2 separate regions of the Homo sapiens genome follow, and region 2 is linked to region 1. A link is an interaction called in ENCODE POLR2A ChIA-PET data of the cell type or tissue named here. Cell type or tissue: GM12878. All regions are shown on one strand. Links, peaks and the distances in the headings refer to the core of each region. The heading gives the core; the rest is flanking DNA.

Region 1 (10,884 bases), core at 1,601-9,600:
AGTGGTGGGCACTGAGCTAGGAGGGAAACGAAGGCAGGGTGTGGAGGGGGGTTATTTCAGGCGTCTGGGCTCATTCAAAACATCTTCTGAGTGCCTGGGTCCGATCTGGGGGAGCACGGAGCTGGGGTCCCTTGTTGGATGCAGTCCTACAGAGGTGTTGGTCACGTTAACATGTGGGGGCGATCCAGGGGTAGCCGCCCTGTTAGTTACCTCAACTATCAGGATGCATGGACACCCAGGGGAGGGAGGATCAGTTTCAACTGGGGAAGGAGTGACTTCAGGTCAGACTTAAATAAGATGTTGCAGATGAAATGGCAATAGGGTCTTTGAGGACCAGGGAGGAGCATCCCTGAGGGGTAATGATGGGTGGTACTGAGGACTCAGCACAGGGGAGGCGCCCAGGGCCGTGAGGCTGGGGGCGGGGTGGGGGGCTGACCAGCAAGGTCCGAGGCTGGGGTCTCCCTCTTGCTCCAGCTGCAAATGCAGTACTTCAAGGCAGAGGCATGATCATATTTGGGTGTTGGTCAAAGTATCCCTGCAGGAAGTAGAGTTATGAGGGTTGGACTGAGGGTGTGAGACAATTGAGTAGGGAGACACCAGATGAAGGCGTACAGTGTGAGCACCTCTGTTGTAGACGGGTGAGGAGAAGGAGGCGGCTGCCGCAGTTCTGTGTAGACTGTTCTTTTCCAGCCCTTGGTGAAGAAAGGTGAGCAACACTTGGGGTGGTGTGATGTGATGGAGTTAGCAGAGGATGTCTGTCTTTGATGTTTTTTTTTTTTTTTTTAAGATGAAACTCACTTGAGTTGGGGAGAGAATGAAACTGGTACTATGGTTTTAAATCGTGATAGGAGCAAATGTTTTCGTGGTGGTGGTTTTTCTATCACGACTTGCACTTGGGTCTTACTGAAAGAGGTTTTTCTTTTCTTTTTTTTTTTTTTTTTTGAGACTGAGTCTCACTCTGTCGCCCAGGCTGGAGTGCAGTGGCACAATCTCAGCTCACTGCAACCTCCAACTCCCCGGTTCAAGCGAATTCTCCTGCCTCAGCCTCCTAAATAGCTGGGATTACAGGCGGGCGCCACCACGCCTGGCTGATTTTTGTATTTTTAGTAGAGACGGTTTCACCATGTTGGTCAGGCTGGTCTCGAACTCCTGACCTCGTGATCCGCCCGCCTCGGCCTCCCAAAGTGCTCGGATTACAGGCATGAGCCACCTTGCCCGGCCTGAAGGAGCTTTTCCTATGACATGTCCATAATTCTTTTTTGCTATTTTTGATTAGTAATATTGGAAGAGATCTAAATACATAGCAAAGTAAAAGAAAATGGAGCCTTTGTACTCATGATCCAAATTGAGCAGATGTCAAAAGTTTACTTCATTCTGAGCCGAATGGATGTGAAAAAAAAAGTATGCTGGGTTCAGATTTTCTTACAGAACTAAAACCTCCTAAATACTGTTGACGACCCTTTGTACTCTCCCTCACTGAGATTAAACTTAAAATTGCTATATATCTTTTATTTTGGGGGGTTGAGTCTCTTGTCGCCCAGGCTGGAGTGCAGTGGCTGGATCTGGGCTCACGGCAACCTCTGTCTCCCGAGTAGGTGGGATCACAGGCGCCCACGACCACACCTGGCTAATTTTTGTATTTTTGGTAGAGACGGGTTTCCCCATGTCGGGCAGGCTGGTGTTAAACTCCTGACCTCAAGTGATCCACCCACCTTGGCTTCCCAGAGTGCTGGGATCACAGGCGTGAGCCACTGCACCTGGCCAAAATTGATACGTGTTTTTGTTTATTTACTAGACAGGAGTGTAGCCATAAACAGTATAAGATTGCTTTGTATGTTCATCACCTTTGCCTGTATTTCCTTCAGGGTTGTCTTTTTCTTATTTTTAGCATTTTTTTCATATTTTTTAGATATAAATTCACTTTGAGTTACAGACATTGCAAAAATCTTGAGTAGAATGTAATGAATTCCTGGTGTTTCCCCGATGGCTGTATTTTTTAGGATGGATCCACTTAATGTTGAGTGGCTTATTCTGGTTTTCTGTTTGCCAGTCAATTTTAGTAATTTATATTTTCTAGGAAAGTGTCCCATTTAATTTTGAATTTATGGCAATTATTTAGAGTAATCTTATAAACCTCGACCATGGCTGGGCGCTGTGGCTCACACCTGTAATTGCAGCACTTTGGGAGGTCAAGGCGGGTGTATCACATGAGGTCAGGAGTTGGATACCAGCCGGGCCAACATGGTGAAACCCCGTGTCTACTAAAAATACCAAAAAAAAAATTAGCTGGGCAGTAGTGGCACACGCCTGTAATCCCAGCTACTCAAGAGGCAGAGGCAAGAGAATCGCGTGAGCCTGGGAGGCGGAGGTTGCAGTGAGCCGAGATCACGCCACTGCACTCTTGTCTGCGCGACAGAGTGAGACCCTATCTCAAAAAAAAAAAAAAAAAAATCAAACCTTGACCATATCTGAAATTGTCTTTTTCATGCCTTCTCTTGCTCAATTGTGCCTGGAATCTGGTCGATTTTATTAATTTTAAATACAAACCAGTTATTTTATTAGTTTTAATAAGACCTTTCCAAAAATTGATTTTTTTTCTTTTTAACTTATTACTGTAGTCCTAATATATGTGTTAAATAAAAAGAATGAAACTTAATGACATTCAGCTCAGGTGGTTAGCATAGAAAAGAGAATAGGGGCTGGGCATGGTGGCTCATGCCTGTAATCCCAGCAATTTGGGAGGCTGAGGCAGGCGGATCACGAGGTCAGGAGATCGAGACCGTCGTGGCTAACACGGTGAAACCGCATCTCTACTAAAAGTACAAAAAATTAGCCGCGTGTGGTGGCAGGCACCTGTAGTCCCAGCTACTCGGGAGGCTGAGGCAGGAGAATGGCGTGAACCCGGGAGGCAGAGCTGGCAGTGAGCCGAGATTGTGCCACTGCACTCTAGCCGGCGCGACAGAGCGAGACTCCCTCTCAAAAAAAAAAAAGAAAAAACAAGCTCAAACCCCCGAAAGTAAAAGCATATGAGGAGAAATTAAAAGGAAGAGACGAACATATACTCTGTTTTATGGAATTAAGTGTTTTCCCACTTAAAAAAATAGAGCAAGTTAAAACAAAAAAAATTTCTGCCACAACGTATCACCTGAATCTAATCATGAGACATTAAACCTAAATTGAATAATTTATTTTTTTTTTCTTTTTGAGACAGTTGCTCTGTTGCCCAGGCTGGAGTGCAGTGGTGTGATCTCGGCTCACTGCAACCTCTGCCCCCCGGGTTCAAGTGATTCTCCTGCCTAAGCCTCCCCAGTAGCTGGTATTACAGTCACCCACCACCACACCTGGCTAATTTTTGTAGTTTCAGTAGGGACAGGGTTTCACCATGTTGGCCAGGGTGGTCTTGAACTCCTAATCTCAGGTGATCCACCCGCCTTGGCCTCCCAAAGTGCTGGGATTACAGGCGTGAGCCACCACGCCTGGCCTGTTTTATTTTCTAATAGAGACAGGAGTCTCGCTATGTTGCCCAGGCTGGCCTTGAACTCCTGGGCTCAAGGGATCCTCTCACCTTGGCCTCCCTGAGTGCTGGGATTACAGGTGTGAGCCATTATGCCTGGCCCCAGTTGTTTGAATCATAGCCGAAGTACATGCAGATTTGTAGTGATTTAGAGATCTCTTGCTGTACATACCTGGGAAACTGCACCCAACATCTGCTGGCCATGTATAAGACAAACCATGTGGCTTTCAAGACCCCAAGGCTAGCTGGGCACGGTGGCTCATGCCTTTAACCCCAGCACATTGGGAGGCTGAGGCAGGCGGATCCCCTGAGGTGAGGAGTTCACGACCAGCTTGGCCAACATGGGGAAACCCCGTCTCTACAAAAATTCAAAAATTAGCTAGACATGATGGCAGGGGCCTGTAATCCCAGCTACTCGGGAGGCTGAGGCAGGTGAATTGCTTGAACCCGGGAGGCGGAGGTTGGAGATCGTGTCACTGCACTCCAGACTGGGTGACAGAGCAAGATTCCATATCAAAAAAAAAAAAAAAAAAAAAGACCCTAAGGCTCTCAGAGATACCCAGGAGCTGTCCCTGCCCCCTCTCCTTCTGGGTAATGGCCCCCATGCCACAGCCCTGGGATGGCCTCTAACCTGAGGGCCTTCCTGCCTGCACAAAGCCTCGCCCAGGTGTGTACTCTGCCACCTTGTGGTGGGACCTTTTTCATCAGCCGCCTGCATAAATGTGGTAAAATGTTAATATTTGGGAGATGTAGATGAGAAGGGTATTTGGAAATTCTTCATACTATTCTTGAGACTTTCTTTTGAGTCTCAAGTCACTCAAGTAAAAAGTTAAAAAGAAAAAGCTAAAATTACTTATTGGAAAGGATTTGTTAAAAACAAACAAAAATTTGGTTGTATTTAAAATGAATAAATTTAGACAAACTTCAGTCTGCACTGGTCGAGGGAGAATAGAAATCGGCTATTTTAGAATGGAAGAGATGATTTCAGATACAGTAGATAGATTTTTTTTTTTTTTTTTTGAGACGGAGTCTTGCTCTGTCGCCCAGGCCGGAGTGCAGTGGCGTGATCTTGGCTCCACCGCAACCTCCATCTCCCTGGTTCAAGCAATTCCCCTACCTCACCCTCTGGAGTAGCTGGGATTGCAGGCGCACGCCACCATGCCCGGCTAATTTTTTTGTATTTTTAGTAGAGATGGGGTTTCACTATGTTGGCCAGCCTGGTCTCAAACTCCTGACCTCAGGCAATCCACCCACCTCAGCCTCATGACTTCAGGCAATCCGCCTGCCTCAGCCTCCCAAAGTGCTGGGATTACAGCATGAGCCACCATGCCTGGCCTTTTGTTTGTTTGTTTGTTTTTTGAGATGGAGTCTCCCTCTGTCGCCCAGGCTGGAGTGCAGTGGCATGATCTTGGCTCACTGCAATCTCCACCTCCTGGGTTGAAGCGATTCTCCTGCCTCAGCCTCCCCGAGTAGCTGGGGCTACAGGCATGCGCCACCATGTCCAGCTAATTTTTTTTTTTGTAGTTTTAGTAGAGACAAGGTTTTACCATGTTGACGAGGCTGGTCTCAAACTCTTGACCTGAGGTGATCCACCCACCTTGGCCTCCCAAAGTGCTGGTATGACAGGTGTGAGCCACCGCACCTGGTCAGTAGATGTTTATAAAAAGTGAGATGTTACTATAAATCATTTAATGGCATAAATCTGAAATTAAGACACATTTGTAGAAAATTGTAAATTGCTAAAATTGACTGACATATACAAAACCCAAATAAACCACTTACACATGTCGCAAAAGTCTTGAAGAGAGTTTGATAAAATTCCTAAAAAACATACAGGCTTGGTATTTCTTTGGGAATACTTTTGAGTATGGATTCATTTCATATTTAGTGTATTTAGTGGTTTAAATATTTTTTTGCATTCTTTTTATTTTCTAATTTTATTTTTTGAGTCAGTGGGATCTATGGAATGTATGTATTTTTCTTTTAGTATTCAGGATTGCTTTTGATGCTTGCCTTTTTTTTTTTTTTTTTTTTTTTTTGAGATGGAGTTTCACTCTGTCACCCAGGCTGGAGTGCAGCAGTACAATCCCGGCTCACTGCAACCTCTGCCTCCTGAGTTCAAGTGATTCTCACGCCTCAGCCTCCCAAGTAGCTGGTATTACAGGCACCCACCACCACACCTGGCTAATTTTTGTATTTTTAGTAGAGACAGGGTTTTCCCCATGTTGGCCATGCTGGTCTTGAATTCCTGGCCTCAAGTGATCCACCCACCCTGGCCTCCCAAAGTGCAGGGATTATAGGCGTGAGCCACTGTGTCTGGCCAAAATTGCTATATATCTATGTTTTTGTTTATTTACTAGACAGGAGTGTAGCCATGAACAGTGTATAAGATTGCTTTGTATGTTTATCACCTTTGCCTATATTTCTTTAGGGGTTGTCTTTCTCATTTATTTTTAGCATATATTTTATATATAAATTCACTTTGTCTTATGAACACTGCAAAAATCTTGAGTAGAATGTGGTAAAATTCCTGGTGTTTCCCCAATGGCTATATTTTTTAAGATGAATCCATTTCATTTAATGTTGAGTGGTTTATTCTGGTTTTCTGTTTGTCAGTCAATTTTAGTAATTTATATTTTCTAGAAAAGTATCCCATTTAATTTTGAATTTATGGCAATTGTTTATACTGATCTTACAATTATAAACCTCGACCGTATCTGAAATTGTCTTTTTCATGTGCACAAATGGTTTATCTTTGCCTTCTCTTACTCAATTGTGCCTGGCTTCCGGTCAATTTTATTAATCTTAAATACAAACCAATTACTTTATTAGGTTTAATCAAACCTTTCCAAGAATTGATTTTAGTTTTTTCTTTTTAATGTATTATTAAAGTCCTAATACCTTTTTTTTTTTTTTTTTTTTTTTTTTTTTGAGATGGAGTCTCGCTCTGTCGCGCAGGCTGGAGTGCAGTGGCATGATCTCGGCTCACTGCAAGCTCCGCCTTCCGGGTTCATGCCATTCTCCTGCCTCAGCCTCCCGCATAGCTGGGATTGCCAGTGCCTGCCACCAAGCCTGGCTAATTTTTGTGTGTGTGTGTGTGTGTGTGTTTTTAGTAGAGACTAGGTTTCACCATGTTAGCCAGGATGGTCTCGATCTCCTGACCTCATGATCCGCCCACCTCGGACTCCCAAAGTGCTGGGATTACAGGAGTGAGCCACTGCACCCGGCTAGTCCTAATACATATGTTAAATACAAGGAGTGAAACTTAATGACATTTAGCTCAGGTGGCTTCCACAGAAAAAAGAATAGGGAGCATCTACCCCCATTGTCCAGTCTGTGTCTTCCAGAAAAAGATATTTAAAAAAGAGAAAAAAAGAGCAAAACCCCAAAGGTAAAAGAGAATGAGCAGAAATTTAAAAAGAAGGGAGGAAGATGGCCAGGCGCGGGGGCTCACGCCTGCAATCCCAGCACTTCGGGAGGCCGAGGCAGCAAGATCACCTGAGGTCAGGAGTTCAAGACCAGCGTGGCCAACATAGTGAAACCCCATCTCTACTAAAAATACAAAAATTAGCTGGGCGTAGTGGCACGTGCCTGTAATTCCAGCTACTTGGGAGGCTGAGGCAGGAGAATCACTTGAACCCAGGAGGTGGAGGTTGCAGTGAGCTGAGATCACGCCACTGCACTGCAGCCTGGGTGACACTGTCTCAAAAAAAGAAAAAAATCTTTTACTGTGATGGAAGATGTATTGGTTTCTCTTCCTTTTGTCTTTTTGGTTTTGGATTTTGTGTTCGTTTGCAGCGCATCTCCGTGACATACACTTGCTGATGCTGACCTGAGATGGAATTAATATCTGTTTGTTGCTGAGATGGAATTAATATCTGTTTGTTGCTTTGCTTCTTTTCAGTGGGTTGTTTTTTCCGTTTCCATCTCTGGCTAGTCTTGAAGGCTAGACTTGCGTAGGAGAGCAGACACGAGGACATGAGCCAGTTCTGCTGAGCTGTTACTGTGTAAGGAGCAGGGAGCGCTGGAGGGTGGTTGAACCGTGTCCAGCCAGGAGTTGAGTGGGCGGTGGGCTGGTCACCATGGTTACCGCAGTGGGCCACTAGCTTCACAATTCCGTAGCATCGCTTTGTGCTGCGAATGGGACCTTCCGCTCTTGATCCCCTCCTTGTGTTGACGGCTGCTGCTTGCATCTCCAGGCCTGTGGGTGGAGGGGTTCTCTTTGTCTTCTCAGTCCAGGGTGGGCCCTGGGTCTCTGAGTCACAGTGATCCTGTCCCTCCCCTCGTGTCAGGAGACCTTTAAGCCTGAGCCCAGGATATATTCCTGTCCCTGGTTCAAGGAGGAAGGCACAAGGTCTTGCCTGTGTTCTGGTGGCAACAGGGTTGACTGCCATTCCCCTGGCAGCTTGAGGCTTTTGTTCCTCAGAAGAGAAAGTTCGGGAGGGGGCTTCGCATGTTTCCCTCCACGGCAGCCGCATCCCTCCTCCAGACCTTCACTCCCAAGGAAGTCTCTCTGGTCTTCTGCCCAGCCCCGATCTTTCTCGTGAGCACCCAGAGAGCATTTGTATTAATCAGTTTATTTTTATGTTTGTTTTTTTTGATATGGAATCTCGCTCTTACCCAGGCTGGAGTGCAGTGGTGTGATCTCGGCTCACTGCAGCCTCCACCCCCTGGGTTCAAGCAATTCTCCTGCCTCAGTCTCCTGAGTAGCTGGGATTACAGGCATGCACCACCACACCCAGCTAATTTTGGTATTTTTAGTAGAGACAGGGTTTTGCCATGTTAGCCAGGCTGGTCTCGAACTCCTGACCTCAAGTGATCCACTCACCTTGGCCTCCCAAAGTGCTGGGATTACAGGCTTGAGCCACTGTGCCTGGCCCAGAATTTTTTCTTTATAGATGTATGTTTACAAACTTATTACATGTGCTGTAGTTTGTAGTCGATGTATACAGACAAGAAACAGGCCAGGCACAGTGATGCATGCTTGTAATCCCAGCACTTTGGGAGGCCAAGGCGGGAGGATCTCTTGAGGCCAGGAGTTCGAGACCAGCCTGAGCAACATAGCGGGACCCTGACTCTACAAAAAGCATATATATATATATATGTTTTGAGTTTTTAGACGGAGTCTCACTCTGTTGCCCAGGCTGGAGTATAGTGGCGCAATCACAGCTCACTGCCACCTCCACCTCCGAGGCTCAAGCGATTCTCCTGCCTCAGCCTCCCAAGTAGCTAGGATTACAGGGACAAGTCACAGGAAGCCAAGATTGTGCCGTACCACTGCACTCTAGCCTGGGCAACAGAGCCAGACCCCATCCCCCAAAAAGTTTTCTTATCATTTTTTGGGGGGATGCAAGCTCGCTTTGTTGCCCAGGCTGGAGTGCAGTGGTACAGCACAATCTCGGCTCCCTGTGATCTCTGCCTCCCAAGTTCAAGAGATTCTCCTGCCTCAGCCTCTTGAGTAGCTGGGATTACAGGCATGTGCCACCACACCTGGCTGATTTTTGTATTTTAGTAGAGATGGGGTTTCACCATATTGGCCAAGCGGGTCTTGAACTCCTGACCTTAGGTGATGCACCTGCCTCGGCCTCCCAAAGTGTGGTGATTACAGGCGTGAGCCTCTGCATCTGGCCTGTTTCTTCAGAATAGATTTCTAATAATTACATTTTTGGGTAATGGGTGGGGATTGTAGTAAATTGCACATTGGTTACTGAGACATAGATACACATATTCATTAAGAAAAACTCCAGTCAGTCGTGGTGGTTCACCCCTGTAATCCCAAGGTTTTGGGAGGCTGAGATGGGCAGATTGCTTGAACCCAGGAGTTTGAGACCAGCCTGTGCAATACAGTGAGACCGCCTTCTCTACCAAAAAATTTAAAAATTAGCTGGGCGTGTGACACACCTATAGTCCCAGCTTCTCGGGAGGCTGAGGTGGGAGGATCGCTGGAGCCTGGGAGTCCAGGGCTGCATTGAGTTCTGATTGCATCGCTGCATTCCAGCCTGGGTGACAGAGTGAAACCCTGTCTCAAAAAACAAAACAAAAATCCAAGTCAGGCCTCATGAGATTGAGTCCCTATGACATTTCCAAGGTGAGGGCTTTGCTCTGATAATGGGGATCCTTCAGAGAAGGCTTTCTCCCACCTGTGCCCGCGAGGCGGGGGGTGGGGGTGGTCTCAGCAGTTGATCGGGAGCCCACGGGCAAGCGTGGCCTCTCATATCCTCTCTCCCCACTCTGATGTCTGCCTTCACAGATACCTGCTTTCCCACAACAGCAAGGAAGAACCATGGCCCAGGTGAGTGTGGCATTTCTTTCTACTGCACTTTTTCAGCAGGGATTTTGGATGCTCATAAGAACATGACTAATAAAGGCTGGGTGTGGTGGCTCACACTGGTAATCCCAGCACTGTGGGAAGCCAAAGCGGGTGGATCACTTGAGGTCAGGAGTTTGAGACCAACCTGGCCAATGTGGTGAAACCTTGTCTCTACTAAAAATACAAAATTAGATGGGTGTGGTGGTGGGTGCCTGTAATCCCAGCTACTTGGGAGGCTGAGGCAGGAGAACCACTTGAACCTGGGAGGTGGAGATTGCAGTGAGCTGAGATCATACCACTGCACTTCAGCCTGGGTGACAGAGTGAGACTCTGTCTCAAAAAAAAAAAAAAAATCTGATAAAATGCAAACAGAAGTCAGGATCAGTGAAAACAGGAAGAGAATGGAAGGTCACGGCTGTGGGAAGGACAGGGTGGAGAGACTGTAGAGGCTGCTGCAGTTGTGAGATGCCTTGTAAATTCTTTTTTGAGACAGAGTCTGGCTCTATCATCTAGGCTGGAGTGCAGTGGCATAATCTCGGCCCACTGCAACCTCTGCCTCCTGGGTTCAAGCAATTCTCCTGCCTCAGCCTCCTTACAGGCACCTGCTTACAGGCACCTGCTACCACACACAGCTAATTTTTGTATTTTTAGTAAAGATGAGGTTTCACCACGTTGGCCAGGCTGGTCTCAAACTCCTGGCTTCAAGTGATCTGCCCACCTCGGCCTCCCAAAGTACTGGGATTACAGGCGTGAGCCACTGTGCCCAGCCCGATGCCTTGTAAATTTATATCTGACATTCCTGTCACTTAAAAAAGGCAGGCAGATTCCATCTAATATATGACTTGTGTTGTCTGTTTTGGACAACCGTGTCTAATTCTCGGGGGGAATACAGCTCTTTCAAGATTTAAAGATGTATTTGATCTTTGTATGTAAGATGTGGCAGACCCGTTCCTCAATAACAACCACCTTGAAAGAAACACAACAGGAAATCTCTTGTGACTTTTCTTCCTCTCTGTATAAACAGCAGATATTATGCCAAAGCAGCCGTCTGTGATTCTGG
Region 2 (9,344 bases), core at 1,090-9,089, 85 kb before region 1:
CATCTGGAAATCTTGCTTCCTAGAAACAAATAAGAACATAATTTATATTTCATTCACTAGAATGGTTTCAAATGGCAATACAAGACAGATGGCAAAAAGTATAATAAAATGACTAAAGACTAGAAAAGGGCTGTGAAGCAGGTCTGTGTGTGTCTTCAAATTCAACACTAGTTCCCAGATTCATCTGTCTACATAGAAGATGAGGTCTAGAAAGGTCTTGAGAGATCTGGTTCTCTGTCCCCATTTTACAGATCCATTCTTCATTGCTTCAACAAATATTGAGCATCTCTGTCTAGACAAAGGGAATCCAAACACAAATAAGTTACAATCTCATGCCAGCCCTCAAGCAGCACACAACCTAGTGCCTAGATAAAAACACCTGGGTGGCCGGGTGCAGTGGCTCATGCCTATAATCGAAGCACTTTGGGAGGTCGAGGCAGGCGGATCACCTGAGGTCAGGAGTTCAAAACCAGCCTGGCCAACATGGTGAAACCCCGTCTCTACTAAAAAAATACAAAAATTAGCCAGACGTGGTGGTATGTGCCTGTGATCCCAGCTACTCGGGAGGCAGAGACAGAAGAATCGCTTGAACCCAGGAGGCGGAGGTTGCAGTGAGCTGAGATCGCACCACTGTACCCCAGCCTGGGTGACAGAGTGAGACTCGGTCTCAAAAAAAAAACAAACCAAAAACAAAACAAAAAAAACCCGCCTGGGTAAAGTAGGGTTAACGGACTTGTTTGAAGGCAAATAGTGGCTACCAGATGTAACACCTTTTTTTTTTTTTTTTTTTTTTTTTTTTTTTTTTTTTTGTGAGATAGAGTCTCACTCTGTCGCCCAGGCTGGAGTGCAGTGGCACGATCCTGACTCACTGCAAGCTCTGCCTCCTGGGTTCACACCATTCTCCTGCCTCAGCCTCCCAAGAAGTTGGGACTACAGGCGCCCGCCACCACGCCCGGCTAATTTTTAATTTTTTTAGTAGAGACAGGGTTTCACCGTGTTAGCCAGGATGGTCTTGATATCCTGATCTTGTGATCCACCCACCTTGGCCTCCCAAAGTGCTGGGATTACAGGTGTGAGCCAGCACGCCCAGCCCTTGTGTTACTCTTAATATCACCACTAATAGAACTTTGTTGGATGACAGAAACACTGTCCTCCATGCTTGATGATGAGGTAAGCTGTTAGCCTCATGTGGCTACTAAGGTTAAGATGTGACTGATGCCACTGGAAAATTTTATTTAACTGTAAGACATTTAAATGTAAACAGCCACAAGGAGCTAGTAAGTGCCATATTGGACAGCATAGGTCTAGGTAATTCAATAAAACTGCTTTAAGGGTTTCCATTTGGAGTGAACTCAAGGAATTTGAAAAAAACAAGGGACTGCAGGTATGACAGCACCAGGCCACCATGATATGCAGTTAGAATCCCAGAGAGCTTCCTGAAGGTTAAGTATAGTAAAGGAACCCTGATTCCATTTTCATGTCTTCAGAGTGTCTCTTCTATTCTGTACATCTAGATATATACTTCTTAGGAAAATGAAGTCCACGCATACCAACAACTTTTTTTTTTGCAATGAAAAAAAAAAAAGAAAAAAACTCAGTATATGTAGTGTCTACATTTACTTGATAAAATAAAACTTACCGTTTCTTTCACTAGTAGTTCAACGAGCTCTTGATCTACCTCTGCAGCTTCTTGCCCCCAAATGTTTTCCAAATTGGGCTCTTGAGATTCTTGCATTGGAAAGGCTGGACCTGGCTCTTCATCATCACTTGCTAACTGCTGGTCTTCAAACTCTCCTAGAGGATGGGCAGGCTGAGGAGAAGAGGGGCCTGAAATCCCACCTTGCTGGGGTTCCGGCCTTGGAAAAGCGGGCCCTGGGAATTCATGCTGAAACAACAAGCGGCCCAGTTCTGCTTCAGGCTGCCGTTCCTGAGGAACGACCTGGTTTGTTATTTCACGGGGCTGTTGGTTCAGAGACTGGAAGTAAGGATGATCTAACCAGCAGTCTTCTTCGATGGCCTGATCATCTGCTAGAGCAGCTGACTCTCCTAGATTTGATAACAGCTCTGTCTCTGAGTCTTCGGATGACTGGTTCTGAGTTTCCAAAGGATCGCTTTCTGTGTAAAGAAGGCTACCTTCTTCCAAGATGATGACTTTCTGCTCTGATCTGGGGTTGACAATGTCATTTGCTGCTTGGTTATGACTCGGTCCAGGCTTGGGTTCTCTTTCTGTTTGGCCACTTGGCTTAGTGAATTCAGAGATTCCAGGAGGCCCAAGATCCAGAAATTCACCGTAGTCATCCTCAGAATCATCCTGTGCCCCAGAATCAAACAATGGGTTGTTACACACTGAAAAATAGCTGCTCTTATCTGATTCAAATGCTGCTCTAGACTTTTTAGGCCTTTCTTCTCCCAACCTTTTCAGATCTTGCCACTGGGCAGCTGGTTTGATGAGATTGGGTCGTGATCTCTGAGGTTTATTTGTCTAAGAAAAAATGAAATTTTAATAATTCAATTTCTTTCCTATGCCTATCCCTCCTTATGTACTTATATTGAGCTTCCGAGATAGGACAGGAAAGAAACAAAAACACCATCTCCCTTAACAATACCTATTCTTTACATTTATCTTAACACTGAAATTTGATTACACTATATACTATCTGTAAGAATCAAAGTAGTCATTCATAGATTAAAGCTTGAGATATAGTTTGAATTATAATTTATTTTTATTTTTGAGACACAGTTTTCCTCTGCTACCCAGGCTGGAGTGCAATGGTGCGATCTCGGCTCACTGCAACCTCTGCCTCCCGGGCTCAAGCAACTCTTGTGCCTCAGCCTCCCAAGTAGCTGGGATTACAAAAATGTGCCAACATGTCCAGCTAATTTTTGTGTTTCTAAGAGAGATGGGGTTTTGCCATGTTGGCCACGCTCGTCTCAAACTCCTGGCCTCAAGTGATCCGCCTCCCTCAGCCTCCCAAAGTGCTGGGATTACAGGCATGAGCCACTGAACCCAGCCCTGAATTATAATTTAACCTGAGACTACTAAAACAAAAATAACTCCACAGCAGATACAACAATGAAAGAATGCTAACACATCAGAAGAATAAGAAATGTTCAAAAAACATATAAAAAAATCTAAATCTCATTAGTAACTAGCAAAATGAAAAATTAAAACAAGACAGTATTTTTTTCCCTGTAAGACCGGCAAACTTTTAAATTAGATAATACCAAGCATTGGTGAGGATGGTGAAAAATCTTTTTTTTTTTTTTTTTTTTTTTTTTTGAGACAGAGTCTCGCTCTATTGCCCAGGCTGGAGTGCAATGGCATGATCTCAGCTCACTCCAACTTCTGCCTCCCAGGTTCAAGCAATTATCCTGCCACAGCCTCCCGAGTAGCTGGGATTATAGGCGCACACCTCTACATCCAGCTAATTTTTCTATTTTTGTTAGAGACAGGGTTTTGCCATGTTGGCCAGGCTGGTCTTGAACTCCTGACCTCAGATGACTGGCCCACCTCAGCCTCCCAAAGTGCTGGGATTACAGGTGTGGGGCACCGCGCTTGGCCGATGTGTGAAAATTCTTATACTATCATTTACTGCTGGTGAATTTAGGAGAGAAATTTGGCACTATTTATTAAAATAAAAAACGTAGGCCAGGCGTGGTGGCTCATGCCTGTAATCCCAGCATTCAGGGAGGCCAAGGCAGGCGGATCACGAGGTCAGGAGATCGAGACCATCCTGGCCAACATGGTGAAAATCCGTCTCTACTAAAAATACAAACATCAGCTGGACATGGTGGCGTGTGCCTGCAATCCCAGCTACTCGGGAGGCTGACGGAGCAGAATTGCTTGAACCAGGGAGTCAAGAGGTTGCAGTGAGCCAAGATGGTACCACAGCACTCCAGCCTGGAGACAGAGCAAGACTCTGTCTCAAATAAATAAATAAATACACAAATACATAAATATAAATAAAAAATGTATGTCTGTCATCATTTTTTCATACTGTTCTATAAACTCTATCGAAAAAGGGCATATACAAGAATATTCAGCATAAACAGAAAAAAGCCTAGAGACATTGTGAAGTTTGTCCCTGAGTGAATGGTTAAATAAACTATTACTTATTTGTTCTACAAAATACTCTACAACTGACCCCTACCAAAAAAAGAGGTAGCTCAGTCTGTACTGAAATGGGAAGCTTCACTAAGAAATGCCATTAAGTGAAGAAAAGCAAGCTGCAAAATCATACACAGAATGATTCCATTTACTTAAAATATGTCAATAAGACACAAACAAAATCATTTCTAAAAGTATGTATATGTACCCACATGTATATACACATGGATACATACAAATTCAAAGAAAAGACCTGGAAGGATACATGCTAAACTGGTAACAACAGTTCCTCTGGGAAGTCCCTAGAAGAAAGGAGATGGTGAATCTCAGGCTTTAGGGTGGGTCCCTGAGGACTATGCCACTGAAGTAAGGGCCAAGCTGGAAATACCCTGGACCTCCCAGGAACTGAATCGCAGCGTGGAGAGTTTAACTCCCTGAATGTGAGGTGCTGGTGCTCTTACTCTTCTTCAAGAAACCAATTAAGATCCTCTATAGAGAAACAACATCATACAGAATCCCAAAATTTTCATATACAATGACTTACACTCAATCAAAAATAACTAGGCATACAAGAACTTAATGCAGCAACAGAAAATCAAAACAAGAGAAGTAACAGACAACAGAAACAAATATACAAGGGTTTCACACAGTGAAATTAACAACATGAATTCTAAAGTAACAGCATGTTTAGGGAAATCAAAGACTAGATTGAGAACTGCAGCCAAGAAGAAGAAGAATCGAACGCAAATTCCAGAATGGAAAAATACAATAACTAATACAAAAACTAAAAATACAATAACTAATGCTACATATGGATATATAGCATTTTAAGTAAATACAGTTGAAGAGAGAAATTAGTGCATTGAAAGCCAGGTCAGAATAGCCATAGTAAGGCATAGACAAAATGCAACATTAGATAAGAGAACACGTCAAGAACAAAAAGGTCTTCAAAACACATAACTGGAGTTGTAGAAGAGAAGAAGCTGTTTCTTTGGTAGAGGAGGAGGAAGGAAAACAAGGGAGGGAAGGGAAGGAGGGGGACACATAATGGTTAGTTCAAATAACCATTCGAACTAAATAAGGGAAAAAACATAAGGAGTCACAGATTAAGACAAAGTAGAACAACAGTCTGTTTTGTTTAATTCTATAGAATATATTCAAAACCTCAAAGAATACATTGGTTCTGAAGACTCTACAAAACAAACAAACAAACAAAAAACAACCCTCGAAGAAATAAAGAAAACTTCTGGCTAGGCACGGTTGGCTTATGCCTATAATCCCAGCACTTTGGGAGCCTGAGGCAGATGGATCACCTGAGGTCAGAAGTTTGAGACCAGCCTGACCAACATGGTGAAACCCCATCTCTACTAAAACTACAAAATTAGCTGGGAGTGGTAGCGCATGCCTGTAATCCCAGTTATTTGGGAGGCTGAGGCAGCAGAATCACTTGAACCTGGGAGGCAGAGGTTGCAGTGAGCCAAGATCGCGCCATTGCACTCCAGCCTGGGTGACAGAGCAAAACTCCCATCTCCAAAAAGAAAAAAAAAAAAGAAAACTTCTAAACTTTTTATGAAGTCAGAATCATGCTTATAAAAAAATAAACATGTCAAGGATATCATACGTACACACAAACCTACGGGCCAATCTCCACCTGTAAGATCTACGGAGAAAACACTAATATTAGCAAATGGAATCCCCAGCAGCACATTACTACTACATTACAATGCCACAACCAAGGGGAGTCTTTTCAAAGACAATAACTTACCAACTAAGAGGTCAAGGAAGAAAAACCACATGACAATCTCTGTAAGATGCTGAAATTGAATGTAACAGAATCCTACATTCACTTCTAAAAAAATTTTTTTAAGTCAAAGTAAATGACTAGTTCCTTAACATAACTAAAGAAATGGTATCTAAAGCAAAAAGGCACCATCACATTTAATGAAGAAACATTAAGTATTCCCATTTATGTCTGTGGCCATTCGTGCTCTTCTCTATCAACACTATTAAAATTTTTGAGGAAGTACCGTAATATAATTAGACACGTGAAAGAAGCATAAAAATTGGAAAGACAGATCAGATGCACGTTTTCAAGAAATTAAGAGTCAACTGAAAAATCACTACAGATAATAATGGTAAGGTGATTGAGTATAAAATTAATGTAAAAAGCAACAAGGGCAGGGCACGGTGGCTCACGCCTGTAATCTCAGCACTTTGGGAGGCTGAGGTGGGTGGATAACTTGAGGTCAAGAGTTAGAGACCAGCCTGACCAACATGGTGAAACCCCATCTCTACTAAAAACACAAAAATCAGCCGGGTGTGGTGGCACACACCTGTAATCCCAGCTACTCTCGGGAGGCTGAGGCAGGATAATTGCTTAAACTCGGGATGTTGCAGTGAGCCGAGATCAGGCCACTGCACTCCAGCCTGGGTGATAGATTGAGACTGTCTTAAAAAAAAAAAAAAAAAAAGAGCAACGAGAACACTTACTCTCCATTTTGGAATGAAGCATTGCCTGATGCTAGACTCACAATAAAGACAGTTGAGATCCTTACACTAAATTTGTTGTAATTTTGTCCTTTGACAGGTCTGGCAACCCAAAGGGACAGAGACTGTTGATATCTTGAGGTAACTCAAGGAACACAGGAAAAACGGCTAACTCCCTTTTTTGGGAAGTAACGTTTTCCTCATGGAGCTGCAAGTGTCGGAAGTCCTTCTCAGGTCTGAGCTCTGCTGTCTTTTTAGCACCTGGTCTCTTTGACTTTGAGGGTACCAAGGTTAGGCTGCACTGTGAGAGAGCATTTGACTTTGCAGTACCTAGGGTTAATCTGGGCTATGGCAGGGCACAGGACTTTTGGGAATGTGGGGGCTCACAAATCACTGGCAATAACTGTATTTTTTGCTCCCTCTTTGCAGAGGTCTTTACGGCTTGAGTCAAGCCCCCAAGATTATGGCCAGACAGAAATGTGGGTGCAACTCCATTTGCTGCTAGCATACAGGGGTGCAGTTTTAAAGCTAACTGATACCAGCTGTGTTGAGTGCAGGGAGGGTATAAACTCAGGCTTTTGGAATCTGTGGGTATGTGGATTCCTTTTCTTGCAGGCTTAGGTGAGGGAGGCCTCAGGTGTCTTGACTGAGTCAGATGGAAACTGCAAAGTGATTGGCTAGGTAGGACATCTTGGAGCCAACGTCATCCCGGTCCTGAGATATACAAGGTCCAACATAAAAACAGCATCCCTAATTTCTAAAAATTGGAGTACTCTGCCTTCTGGTAGTCTTGCCTTTTCATGTATAAAACTTCTGGCTCCAGAAGCTACAAATAGTTACACAAGTGGCAAAACTTTACCAAAAATAATTCAGAATTATGATGACCATGATGTGGAATGTTCCAGATGAAAAAGAGTGTTCATCCAAGAAATTCACTTGAATCCTAAGACTCCAAATTACACGGAGAGAACGAGATTCTTACTGGCATTCAGAAGCCTCAAAGAGACAACAGAATTCTAAAATAGCTTTTTTGAAAGATTAACTGCAAAAAGCTAATGAAAAACTAGAAACGCAAGATTACCTCCCACACCAAAGACAGATAAACTAATGTAACTCCTACTGCTCCCATTTTACCTGAATACTGCATCTACTCCTGAATATTCACAGTCTACTAACTCTGAGTTGCCTTTCTTCTCTGAAAAGAACAGTTCAACTGTTTCCTTATAAAACAGAACAACCTGAAAATGTAGCATGAAATTCCTGACTTACATGCTACGGATAAAAACAGGTCATAGTTTAAAAATGTCCTAAACCTGGGGAAGACTTTCAGACATTTTTTAAAGAATTCAGAGTCTTAATTATAACTTATGATCCTAGGATACCTGACTTATTACCAGCTAACACATGGTGGGACCAGGGGAAGGAGAGGGAGTAAAAACGGATAAAAGCAGCAGAAGCAGAATATTATTTTCCTGAGGATGATATTCAGGACCTGACAAGTACTATCCAGTCTACTTATGGGCCAGGCAAAGCCTGAAATATCAGACGTGACCCTTAGAAAGCCATTTCCAAAATGTTTCAGCTCTACGGTGTTATCTGAAAGCAAAATAGATGCCCCTTTATAAACTAAGACAGATCCTAAGGTTTTGTCTGTTTTTTAAAAATTAGAGACAAAGGTCATGCACGGTGGCACACACCTGTAATCCTAGCTACTCTGGAGGCTGAGGCACAAGAATCACTAAACCTGGGACGTGCATGTTGCAGTGAGTCAAGATTGCACCACTGCATCCTGGCCTGGGCAACAGGAGACTCCATCTCAAAAAAAAAAAAAAAAAAAAAAAAAAAAAGGGGAAAAAAAAAGAAAAAATAAATAATAACTAGATACAAGGTCCCAGGCTGAAGTATAGTGGCACAATCATAGCTCACTACAGCCTTGAATTCCTGAGCTCAAGTGATCCTCCTGCTAGGCCTCTCAAAGGACTGAGATTACAGGTTTTGAGCCACTGTGTCTGCCCTGACCCTTAAGGTTAAGGAAACAAAAATCACCTATGAGGTCAGGGTTCAGGGTGACTGGTATAGCAACTCCCTAAATTCCTATGCTCCAAGAAAAATCAAACTGTTGCTAAGCTCCATACCAATAGGCGGTATCAGGCAAATATCAGACCCCTCCCTAACTCTGATTTACAACCCAGAAACCCACTACAACTCTTAACACAGACAGAGGACTGGCCTTACAAACATCGTTTTCTGATGAACTACTACATATAGATCTTAAACCAGTTTCTGCCAGCTTATAGAGGCTGCACACAAACTGTCTTTGTGCCCTACAGTTCACCTTTTGAAGGAAAAAGCCAAATTCCACCTCATTTTAATGCTGAAACTCTACCCCAGGGAAGCTCTGGTTAGTCTTTGGCAGTCCTGAAGTCAGTAACTCATTAAGAAACAAGCTAAATTCCAAGTAGCTGGGATTATAGGTGCTCACCACCATGCCCAGCTAATTTTTGTATTTTTAGTAGAGACGGGGTTTCACCATCTTGGCCAGACTGGTCTTGAACTCTTGGCCTTGGCCTCCCAAAGTGCTGGGATTATAGGCGTGAGCCACCGTGTCCAGTTTCTTTATGATTTTCTTAACCTTTCCTCAGCTTACTTTATTATAAGAATGCAGTATATTTTTTATATACATACACACACACACACACACACACACACACACACACACACACACACACATAATATACTAACTAAAGCA

What was found. Peaks named below come from ENCODE experiments on the same cell type or tissue, not always from the same donor. Only the 100,000 strongest peaks of a DNase experiment are listed, where the experiment ranks them.
Region 2: POLR2A ChIA-PET joins it to region 1 with 10 read pairs; 9 of 35 experiments call an interaction of 5 or more read pairs at or near these places.

Annotation. Positions count from the first base shown.
Region 1 is chr7:5,823,763-5,834,646 of GRCh38, forward strand. It overlaps the pseudogene ZNF815P. Among named protein-coding and RNA genes, the nearest start is that of RNF216, 48 kb to the left of the region's middle. RefSeq lists an enhancer at 7,658-8,158. In GM12878, for the core only: a CTCF peak has its summit at 4,210 (motif pointing left); no DNase peak of the experiment used is centred there.
Region 2 is chr7:5,739,334-5,748,677 of GRCh38, forward strand. RNF216 (ring finger protein 216) reads right to left here. Exons shown (of 17, transcript NM_207111.4): 4 at 1,640-2,482; 5 at 1-19. Among named protein-coding and RNA genes, the nearest start is that of MIR6874, 32 kb to the left of the region's middle. In GM12878, for the core only: no CTCF peak of the experiment used is centred there; a DNase peak (open chromatin) is centred at 4,468.